2 separate regions of the Homo sapiens genome follow, and region 2 is linked to region 1. The links are chromatin loops, found by intact Hi-C in ENCODE. Cell type or tissue: A673. All regions are shown on one strand. Links, peaks and the distances in the headings refer to the core of each region. The heading gives the core; the rest is flanking DNA. Region 1 overlaps LDLRAD4 (low density lipoprotein receptor class A domain containing 4). Region 2 overlaps LDLRAD4 (low density lipoprotein receptor class A domain containing 4).

Evidence for each region. Peaks named below come from ENCODE experiments on the same cell type or tissue, not always from the same donor. Only the 100,000 strongest peaks of a DNase experiment are listed, where the experiment ranks them.
Region 2: a loop joins it to region 1, with 2.0 times the contacts of the local background. A loop is called at or near these places in 6 of 110 quality-filtered maps.

The regions. Positions count from the first base shown.
Region 1 is chr18:13,545,751-13,551,117 of GRCh38, reverse strand. All of the region lies in intron 4 of LDLRAD4 (low density lipoprotein receptor class A domain containing 4), which reads right to left. Among named protein-coding and RNA genes, the nearest start is that of MIR4526, 63 kb to the left of the region's middle. RefSeq lists enhancers at 359-860, 2,124-3,073. In A673, for the core only: a CTCF peak has its summit at 2,846 (motif pointing left); a DNase peak (open chromatin) is centred at 1,057.
Region 2 is chr18:13,445,379-13,450,745 of GRCh38, reverse strand. The region is part of intron 4 of LDLRAD4 (low density lipoprotein receptor class A domain containing 4); the gene reads right to left. Among named protein-coding and RNA genes, the nearest start is that of MIR5190, 12 kb to the left of the region's middle. RefSeq lists enhancers at 3,015-3,718, 3,719-4,422. In A673, for the core only: no CTCF peak of the experiment used is centred there; DNase peaks (open chromatin) are centred at 2,995 and 3,395; H3K4me3 peaks cover 487 bases.

The DNA of each region.
Region 1 (5,367 bases), core at 183-5,182:
TTAGGAAGTGGCACTGGCCGTAGGGGTGTAATTTAGAGATGCATAGAAAATTGCTGGGGAGGCACACGGAAGATAAGAAGGGCCCAGTGCTCTGCTATCCCCCAGAGGCAGAGGTCAAGCCCCTGGGCTGGGTGATGAGAATGAGCACAGAGGGGGCATGACTGGAGGGTGGTGTGGCCAGCCATCTCTGCCCACGGTGACAGCATCTGTACTCATAGGAGGGGGCCCAAGGGAGGCAAAGAATGGGACATCCCAAACAGAAGTCGGCCCTGCCTGCTCGCAGAGGAAGGGACTTGGAGCCAGGTTCTGGACACCACTCACAGCGGGACTCGGACTTGGAGTCTCGCTCTTCCCAGGCTCTCTCCACCGCCCCTAGATCTGGATGGCCGGAGGGCTGTCAGCCAGGCCCCTCTCATCTTCCTCGGCTTACGTTTTGGCAGGGGCCAGCTCCCAAGGCTGCCATTTCCTAAACCCACTGTGGAAGGCTGCTCGGCGGGACTCATCGTCTTGATGGCATCAACATCGCCAGCACTCATGCCTTGAGCCTTCCTCCTGGCCGTCCTCAGGGACGCCTTCTCATTCTCACAGCATGTGTTTATGATGTAAGCCGTCCAGACACCCTCTAGCCCCTCGAGCTTTGACTTATTCCGAGCCCTCTGCAGCTCCCAGTATTACGTCTCTCCACAGACCCATGACAGGTTCAAGAATTTTGTTTTCATCCATCATAATTTGCGTAACACCAACCAGTTGAAGGTTTTTTTCCTATGCTAGCTTTCCCTCCACAGAAATGAAACAATTCTGTGAATGAAACCATTTGCCTATTACATGTGAAGTGTGTGTCTGTCAGCTCAGGGCTCTGTGTTTTTATATTCCTCATGAAGCTGCCCCTTATTCTCCCTCCAAGACCACTATAACATTTTGGTGGAACCCTTTTCCATGATAGAACTTACATTGTCATGTTGTGGTAATCTGTTTTCAAGTCTTATGTTAAGTAGATAGTAAGCCCATTGCCCCCTTGTAGACAGCAACTGTGTCTGCTTTCTTCCTGTGTGGGCACGTGGCCAATGCTCCAAGAAAGAAAAACGTTGCTGGATTAAAATATGCTAGTCGGATGATGGCAGCAGTTCAGAAGAATCCACGAGGCAGAATTATCATCTCCATTATACAGAAGAAATGCAGCTCAGAGAAATGAAGACTCTTGCCCAAGTTTCCCTGGCTTCTAAAGCGGTGGTGCCTGAATTTGAACCTAGTTCTGTTTGATGGCAAAATTGCCTTCTTGACCTGTCTGCTGCTGGCTTCCCCAGAAAAAACAAGGAAGCAAGACAACCAAATGCCAGAAGCTTTAAAATTGGACAGACTAAAATAAGGCTGCCCCAGCTGCATAGGGTGCTGCTGGTCTACGGCACACATGGTCCAGCCAGGGCTAATTTTAACTCTTTGTCTGTTCTCTAAGTTTCCTCCCTCTTCCAGCAGAACCCACTGTCCTCTGCTCTTGGTAGCCACGGCCTTTCTATGTTTCACGCTCACAGCTCAGACACTCAGATTCAGTTCCCTTTTTCAGACAATGTTAAAACACAATTATAGATCTGTTCTCCCATTAAAATGCCTCCGTGAATAAAATAAACTGAACAGAACCGTCTGGTCTTCCTGGGCCCTTTCCCAGAAGCACCTGATGGACATCCCCAGTACCTTCCATGGGCAGCACCCCAGCTGGGGACCATGGCAGCTCCACTATCCAGCGTGATTCCTCATCCTTGCACAATCTCACTGTTTCTGAGAAATGAAGACAGCTGTTTTCATTATGGTTTTAGCCTAAACAAAACTCCAACTTCTTATTAAGAATGTTTAATAAAATCAACAGGGCATTTAAACTGCCAGCAGGGAGCTTGGCAAATTACATGCTGGCATGGTGCCTCCCTCTGTGTCTGGATGCAAATATTTCTCATCTTTACACAGCTTTTCTGAAACATCATAATGCCATCTCAACCAGCCCACCCCCACACCACATGCAACTATGACTTTGTGAGGCACACACCAGCATCCATTTGTGACAAAAGCGAAATGCAACTCCCTGTAGAATCAGCTAGGCTAAGTAGCTGTTTGCTTTTGGGGAGCTGAATATTCAAGAAGTTGCTTTAGGACTCATGAAATAATTAATAGATTCCCCATCTTGAGATGGTAAAATGAAAAAAGTATTCCTTGCATTATCCCATCTCATATTTATTAGGTACAAATGATGGCAGCAATGGCCTGTCTAGAATGGCCGCTGCCATGATGCTGGCTGCAGCAGGGGAGGCATGGGTGGGGCCGTGTGCTCCCTGGAGCAGGCAGGAGCCAGGAACAGGTGGGAGCCCTAACCCTTTCCAAGTTGGTGGGGCAGGAGCCCCACTCTCCCAGGCATAGCTGCAGCCCCCCAGCCACAGCTGTGGACATGGGCATCCCTGCACCCCTGGACTCTTGGAGGCCCAGAAACCACCCCGTGCCCCAGCAGGCTTGGAAGTGCCTGCTCCCACTGCCTGGCCTCTCCCCACTCCCAGCACCCACTCCAATTTTGAAGCAAACTTGTGGCTGAGCCCAGGCACTATTACGACCTGACCAGGTGTGCACATACTTGGAGTGGCACTGACATCCCAGCCCCTTGCCCTTGGCCCCTTCTGGACTTTGGGTGCCAACAAGCAGGGGAAGGAGGCCAAGGGGGTGCTGAAAGTGGCTCAGCCTGGGCTTGCAGGCACCCCTTGGCACCAACAGCCTGGGCGCCATGAATGCCATGAACAGCAGCAGGAGGCAGACAGGCTCCTGGGTGGAAAGGGGCAGGTCCCTGGTGACTAACCCCACCTTCTGGCCAGAGTGAGAACTTACGGTGCTTTTTCCAGGCCTGCCAATGGCTGCCTATGGACCAATCAGCATCTACTTCCTCCCTTCTGAAGCCCATAAAACCCCCCAGACTCAGCCAGACTCAGGCAGATGACAAGATGACCTGCCTGCAGAGAGGAGCCACCCACTCTGGGTCTCCTCTCTGCTGAGAGCTGCATTTGTCAGAATGACCTGCCTGTGGATAGGAGCTACCCACCTCGGGACTCATGAGAACTATACTGTCACTCAATAAAGCACCTCTTTGACTTGCTCACCCTCCAGTTGTCTGGGTACCTCGTTCTTCTGGATGCAGGACAAGAACTCAGGACCTACTGAATGGTGGGACTGAAAGAGCTGTAACACAAACAGGCCTGAAACACACCCTCCTGCTTGCCATGTTGTGGGTGACAAGAAGGAGAGAAGAGAGAATGAGAGAAAAGCTGCAGCCCTTTGGGGAGCCCAGACATAGGAGGAGCTCCCTGAGCCAGGGCTGTGACACCCTCTTTGGGGCTCTGCACTTCCTAGCATTTCCAAACTTCTGGGCACCACCATCTTCCCCGGTGTCCACAGTGGAAGCCGCTTGTGGTATGCCTGGTCCAGCCACAGCAAGGAGCTGCCCACCCCATTGCAGACAGCATGCCTGGCCATGTACAGTGGCCACACTCCACGCTCACTCACTCATGCACCCCTCGCCACTCTGCACCTGGCTCGCCCTTGACAGGTGTGGGATCTGGGCCAGGACTGAAAGCCAAGTGCAGCCTGCCAGGTCGAGTGGGCAGAACGAGCCCAGTGGGCCTGAGCAAAACTCAGTCAAAGGTGCCACCGGCTACAAGGTTTCCAGCGGGTGAAGCAACACCCTAAGGATCCTGTGACACTGATACAGCAGACGCACAAAGTTAGACACTGGTGGATCATCTAACAAGTTTAAGACATTGTTTTTACTCTCAAGTAGCTTGTGCAGAAAGTTAATTTTTCAAATAGTTTTAGCTTTCAAAGAAGCCCAGAATCTGTGACTGTAACTTTAAAATCACTGGACCCTAATGGATGCTACTCGAGTAAATGACGAAGTGGTACATTTTCTTCCTTCCTACCTCAAAGGATGACTTAATGGAAATAAAGTCAGTAACAGAAAGCAGGTTAACAAAGGAAGACAGATGCACAATTCTCACTGGCACAAGAGCTCTACTTGTCAACATCGGGGCCCACTGCAATCTTATCTAGCATCAATAAATTTCAAGATGGCAAAAATTACAACAGCTGCGCAGTGTCACCTCACCAGCCAAAATGTCAAATGTTCTCATCTCAAGTGTTGTAAATGAAAAAGAAGGGGACTCCTCTGTCAAGGGAGATCAGTGAAACCCCCTCTCCAAGCCAACTGGCTTTCTGTGTGGCTATTTCATAACCTAACAGAGACACTGCCTTTCTGTGCCGCTTCATCATCTGGCAAGCCCCTCACTGATGTCAGCGACAGAATCCTCAGAGATCACCGCTTTCTCTAAGCTGAGAAAGTGGGGATGGCGGATGGGGGAACCACGTGCCCGACAGCATCAGGCCTAATGAGCTTGCATGAAGTTCCCTGCACACACGGACTACTTTTGTGCCAGGGTACTGAGTAATTCCACCAGTGTTATTCAGTGACATCACATGGCAGTAGTGTGTGGTATTTAAAAAAAAAACCACCCAGGCTGGGTAACATAGCAAGACCCTGTCTCTACAAAAAATGCAAAAATTAGCCAGGCATGGTGGTGCACACCTGTAGTCCCAGGTACTCAGGAGGCTGAGGCAGGAGAATCGCTTGAGCCTGGGAATTTGAGGCTGCTATGAGCTATGATTGCACCACTGCACTCCAGCCTGGGCAACAGGGCAAGACTCTGTCAGGCAAGCAAGAGGGGAGGGGGGAGGGGAGGCCATCTTCAATCTTTTATTGTTGAGCCACTTCAGTTAGACAAATTACTCCCGAGCAGCAGTTAGTGGTGGAGTTGGCCTGCTGGTTCCCCGGCAGAGCTGCTTCACTGAACTCCCCTCCCTTACCCCTTGACCTTCCACTTGATGAGTGACAGCCATTGGGTCCAGGCTGAATGCACCCATCTCTCCATCTGTGAACATAAACCCAGTCCCCTGCCTCAACTGTTGTTGACTTTTACCACCCACTCCCCACCAAGCAGGGGCTAAACCATCTGCCCTAATCCCGAACAGCCTCAGGCTCTCACTTCACAGGTAGGGAACTTAGGTCCAGAGGGGGAAGGTAATGGGCCTGTGATCCCACAGTTATGAACACTGCATCCCGACCCTATCCTTCACTGCTGCTGCTAAGAAACTCCCTCTTGGCTTAGGATTGAGGACAGCTCTGTGACTATGACTTCCCAAATGAAGCCCACTGACTCTCACCTGTTGGGTCCTTCCCAGCCTCCATCCTGCCCCATTGGCTTTCCCTGACTTTTGAGCTGTGGTTACATGTTCCACCCCTGGAAGGCTCCACCCCACTGTGACCTGTGCACAGCAGGCACTGAGTAT
Region 2 (5,367 bases), core at 310-5,309, 100 kb after region 1:
ATGTTCCTTCTGTCCTGCATACTGGCACTGCAGATACGTGCCACAACTTTGTGGGCCTTCTCAAGGACACCACTTAGCACTGGACAGAACAAAGCTGGGAGGCAAAGCCTCCGTCTCACACACACTGCACCCTCCCATGTCACCTAGCCCCTGCAGCCCTGCACCTGCCCATAGAGCCCAGCCCATGCCTCTCACGCATTCAATACTCAGAAAAATACCTTCCATGAAGTATCCCAGAGATGGGATGTTTTGTATTACTCAGCATATAATTTTCCACAAGTGACTACCCCAAACATGTTTTCTCTATAACACCCTCCAGCCCCCTGTCCAGACATAATCTTTCAACAACTATTTCTCCTTCAACAACTTATGAAAACTAATCAGTCTTGGGATCTTGTGTGTTTTTTTGGGGGGGGGGGTGGGGGGAGAGAAGCTAACTGCACTGGCCCCAGGTCCTGTCATTTCCAGTTAACGTCTCCTAACATGAGAGCAGACACTGAACCAGAAGGGTGAGAGGAGGCAGCAGCCGCTGATCTAGAGGCCTCATGGGGCTTCAGTGGGAGGCACGGGTAGGCCTGGAAGGGCAGGGTCTCTGCCAGCCTTTTAAGGTCAGATTGGCATTTAAAATTCTGGGTTCATGCCAACCCCTCTCACCAAGGAAGAAACAATACTCAACACTTCTATCTCCAAAGCCTATGCAAATGGAAGAGCGAACTCTCTCGGTAATGTGTTCCTTTGGCTGTCCTTCCACAAAAAGTCACGTGAAGTCAAGACACGGGCTTACATCCCGTGATGGAAGGTCCATCATTTTGCTTGATTGGCTCAGCCACCACCCCGGCCCCATGACAGAGAGAGCGGTTGGGCCTGAACCCACCACCTGCCCAAACCCAGACAGGGAGAACAGCTGGCATGCAAGGGCCTGCGGCGGTACACCCTACCTGGAACCATAGCTGACCTTCCCCCAAGATCTAAGGGTAAAAGGCCTGAAGTGTAGCTCAAGTTCCTTTTTCTCTGAATTTTTAGAATAAAGCAAATAACAGATGCCCAACACCCTCCACTAACAATGAAGAGATAGATAAGGATGAAGGAGATAGCGCCATGGCAGAGCCATCCACAGCAGACAGCCTGGCTCAGGGGCCCTCTCCGGAACAGGTGCACGCCCGCAGGAAGACAGGGGCCTTTCTCAAGGAGGCAGGGCAATCTGAGATTCTCCTCTCCCAAGCACACGTATGAGCCTGGGGGTCACCCCACTGAGCCACCAGTCTCTGAAATGGGGAGATGCACTTTATGGTCCCAAGATTTTAAGTGTCACTTAGCACAAGGCTCCCCTTCCAGGCCTCATGGCTGGCAGGAGAAGTGCTGATGCCCACAGCCCAGCCCCCTGCCATGTGCCCCTTCCCTACAGGCCATCCCAGGGAATGAAAAGTTTCTGCCCTGAGTGGATGGTCCTGGTGTGAACAGCAAGCAAAGGGTCTAGGGCAAGAAGGTGCCCCTCTAAGGACAGCTGGACCTTCCGGAGGACCACGGCAATTTTTCTAGGAGCTGTCTGGAAAAAGGACAGACTCACTCGCTGCTCACTACTGCAAACTCCTGAAACAAGATTTCTTTCTTCCCTCTCCAGTGATTGTCTACTTTGAAAATATTTTTTATCTTTGATCTCTGTTTTCTTTCTGGGAAGGAAGCAAAAAATATCTTCTTTTCCCTCTGTTATTAGCTCTTGGGACAGAACAAGAATGGATGAAGGAGTGAAAAAATGATTACTGCAAAGTTTAGGTTGTTGGGGTTTCTTTCCCATGTTAAAGCTGCCATGACTGAAAGAGGCACCAGCCCAGAGGATGAATCCAGAAGTCCAGCCCTCGGAGGGTCACCCACCTCTGCAGTCCACGACGTATCTCATGGCAGCTTTAGACTTCAGCTTTATTTCTTCAGTTACTCAAAGATGGTCCCTTCCAAGTTTCACCGTAGTACCCTTTTGGATAATTTTTTTCAAGACCAAGACGTGATTAGCGGCCATCAAACCAAGCGACAAAGCACCTCCCAGCCGAACGGCAAGCTGCTGCGTCACCTCCCGCCTTATCGGTGGTCCCCCAGCCTCCGCCCCCCAATCTCATCTTTACCTCAATATCTCCTTCCCGACTCCCACCACACTTACACTGGGAGTCTTCATGAGCAGAAACTCACTTCTGACATCACATAAACTCCATCCCCGCCACTCAGAAAATAATTAGGAAGACAAGCATCACGACTACGCAGGCACCCAAGCGCAGCCAGGCAGGCGCTGGGGATTTTTTTACCCGCTTTCCTACAGCTCTGCCAGTTGTGGAGCTGCCCGGAAGAGACCCAGCATGAAGAAATTCGCAGAAATTCATAAAAAGAGAAAGCAAGCCTGGTAAGCCTCTAAAACCCTTGCAAATTAAGAGGCTAAATGAACAGTCAAGACCAACGGTTTCCACAAGAGCAGTGCTGAGTGTGTTAATATACACAATTAACGCAGGTCACCCCGCGGGCTGCATTCCCGTCTTAAGCACACACGACAACATCCTCCTTTTCACCCCAGCTCCTCTCCGGCCTTTGAAGCCTGGGTCTGAAATATATCATTCTGCATTCTGGGCAGTACGGCTTAAATCAATAGTGTTATCATCCTACAACTGTCCTTTCACGCTCTCCCTAATGCCTAATAATTGTCAAGTTTGCACTAAAATTGATCAGTAACAGCGGGCCTTTTCTCTTAGCACCCCCTCTCCCTACACCCTCCCGGCCACCCCTTGGCCTCCCCCAGGAAGCAGGATCACGTTGATTTCTATCTGGTTACAGGAGAGCTTGCCCTGACTTTCCCCAGTTACTTAAGCCGGCGTCTCATTGCGTGTCCTTAGAGACCAGGGCTTCGCTCAGGCAGAGAGCGTCTAGACAGTATTCATGACCCATCTGTCTGGCACGGCCCAGCGGATGGCAAACTCTATTAGAACTGAAACCATTTTTCCCTCCCCCTTCTCCCATCCCTCTTTCCCTTTGCGAAGCAGGAATCTGACACTGAAAATTACTATCATTGTTGCAATTCTCAAAATAGCACCGCCAGACTTTCATTAACATCCACGCTAGACTACTAAATATTTAAAGAAGTGGATAAATTTCATCTGAAGTGGGACAGCCCCGCACACATGAAAGCAGTAACAGAATCAAAATGTAAATCTAAGAGGTTGTTTTTATCCAAGTAAATTTAGTGTCACAGCAGGAGGAAATGATGCCTAAGGTTTATTAAAACTTACCCTCCCATTTGTTCTCCGCCTTTGTTTATTTGAAAAGGCAGAATTACCATTTAAGACCCTACACGATTTTAATTGATCAGAAAACCGTCTTGGAGAAACAAAGGCAGCCAACACAAGGGGCGGGACTGGGAGGGGAGGGTGTGAGGCTGCCAGCGCCTCCCTGGGGCTCATCCCACAGAACCGTTCAGGCAGAAGCGTGTTGCCAGTGACAGCCCCTGCAACTTGATCCCGTGGCGAACCCAGAGAGAGGCATATTGCCCTCCACATCTTGTTTTAAATACCACCTTGGGTCACTGTCACAGTCAGTAATTGCTTTGCCATAGATTCTTTAAGTCAAAAAAAAGGGGGGGCGGGCGGGGAGCCCTGTCCAAAGCACACAGGCTGCTCTGCACAACAGCCTGATTCATTGAACATGGCCTTGATGGAGGCCAGCCAGAATTAAGTCTGTGGAAACCCAGAGCCCCTCACCCCAGCCTCGCTCCAAGGTAACACCACAACCTGGAAGACCCCTGACCCACACCCCCTGCAGTCAGCAACGTCAACATGGGAAGTCCAATCTGCTGAATGCCAGAAGGCCCCCGAGGCAGGCCCCACCCCTCCCAGCACAGCTGGAGATGCTGAAGGAGCCAATGCGCTCAGACAAGAGTCAGAGGGAAACTGGGGATCAGAGGCTAAAAGCCCACATGTGGCTGAGGCGGGCTCTTGGCGCCCGCAGCAGGTGAAGCGGGGATGGTGATGGCAGAAACAGAGCCGCCCCCATGCTGAAGCCACGCTGCCTCTCGCCTCCCCAGGGCAGCTGTCATCATCTCCATCCTCCTGACAAGACAGTGAGTCAGAGAGGAGAGCTGGCTTCTGGGTCATACGAGTACTACCTGGACAGGACACAATCGAAGAAGGGATAGCTTATCAGTTTGTAGAGGAAATCCCAAGGAATCAACAGAATCAATGATCCCTGACACACAGGGGCTCTTAGGTTAATTTTTCATAATCTGTTTGAAAATCCAGCATGAAACCAAAAATCGTCAACTATGTATCAATTGAAAACAATCATCCTCTGTGGCCCTTCTGAACAGAAGACGGTTGGTTTGATCCCCACCACCCAAGCCCTTCAAGCCTTTTAAGAACTGATGAGTAAATCCCTATCTTACTGGAAAAATACCATGGGAGGGGAAAATAGCACCTCCAAAGACAAACAAAACCATGGCCTGAGTTCAACACCCCAGCAGCGGCACGCCTTGGCTGTGTGACTCTGAGTAAATCACCCCACCGCCCTGAGCGCTGCATTCTTATGACCTTTCTAGGGTGCTTTTGAGAGATGAATGAGATGATGCATGTAAACAGTGAGCACTCGGCAAACAGCAGCTCCCTTCCTACCTAATTCCAATCCCCAGGAAGCAGTGGACCCTCCAATAGATGATGCTTACTGAGCATGTACTGTGGGCCAGGTATTACTCTAATTGCCTGTCCTGCACTATTTCAGTAAATCCTCAGAACAACCCTTTGAAAGAGATACCAATATTATCCTCATTTTATAAATGAGAAAATCGAGGTACACAGAGGCTGAACAACTTGCCTAAAGCCACAGGCAGTGAGTGGTGGTGACTCCAGGTGACACACTCATGCACACATGCACCACACAGCCTCACCCTCACACACAGACACACACACTCATGCACATATGCACCAGAGACTCAACCTCACACACACACACACCCACACATGCACACACCCACACACATACATGCACCTACACATTCTCACACACACATGCATCACACACCCTCACCTACACACATACATGCACACACACGCAAACACACTCATGCACAAATGCATCAGACTCTCTCACACACACACGCACACACACTCATGAATACATGTACCATAGACCCTCACGCATACACACACACATGCACAAACACACACATAGACATGTACACAGATGCACTCTTATACACACACGTGCACATTCATGCACAAACGCACCACAGACTCACCCTCACACACATGGACATATTCATACACCTGCATACACACTCCACCCATGGCACACCCACGCATGCATGCACACACCACATGGAGTCACATGCATGCACACACC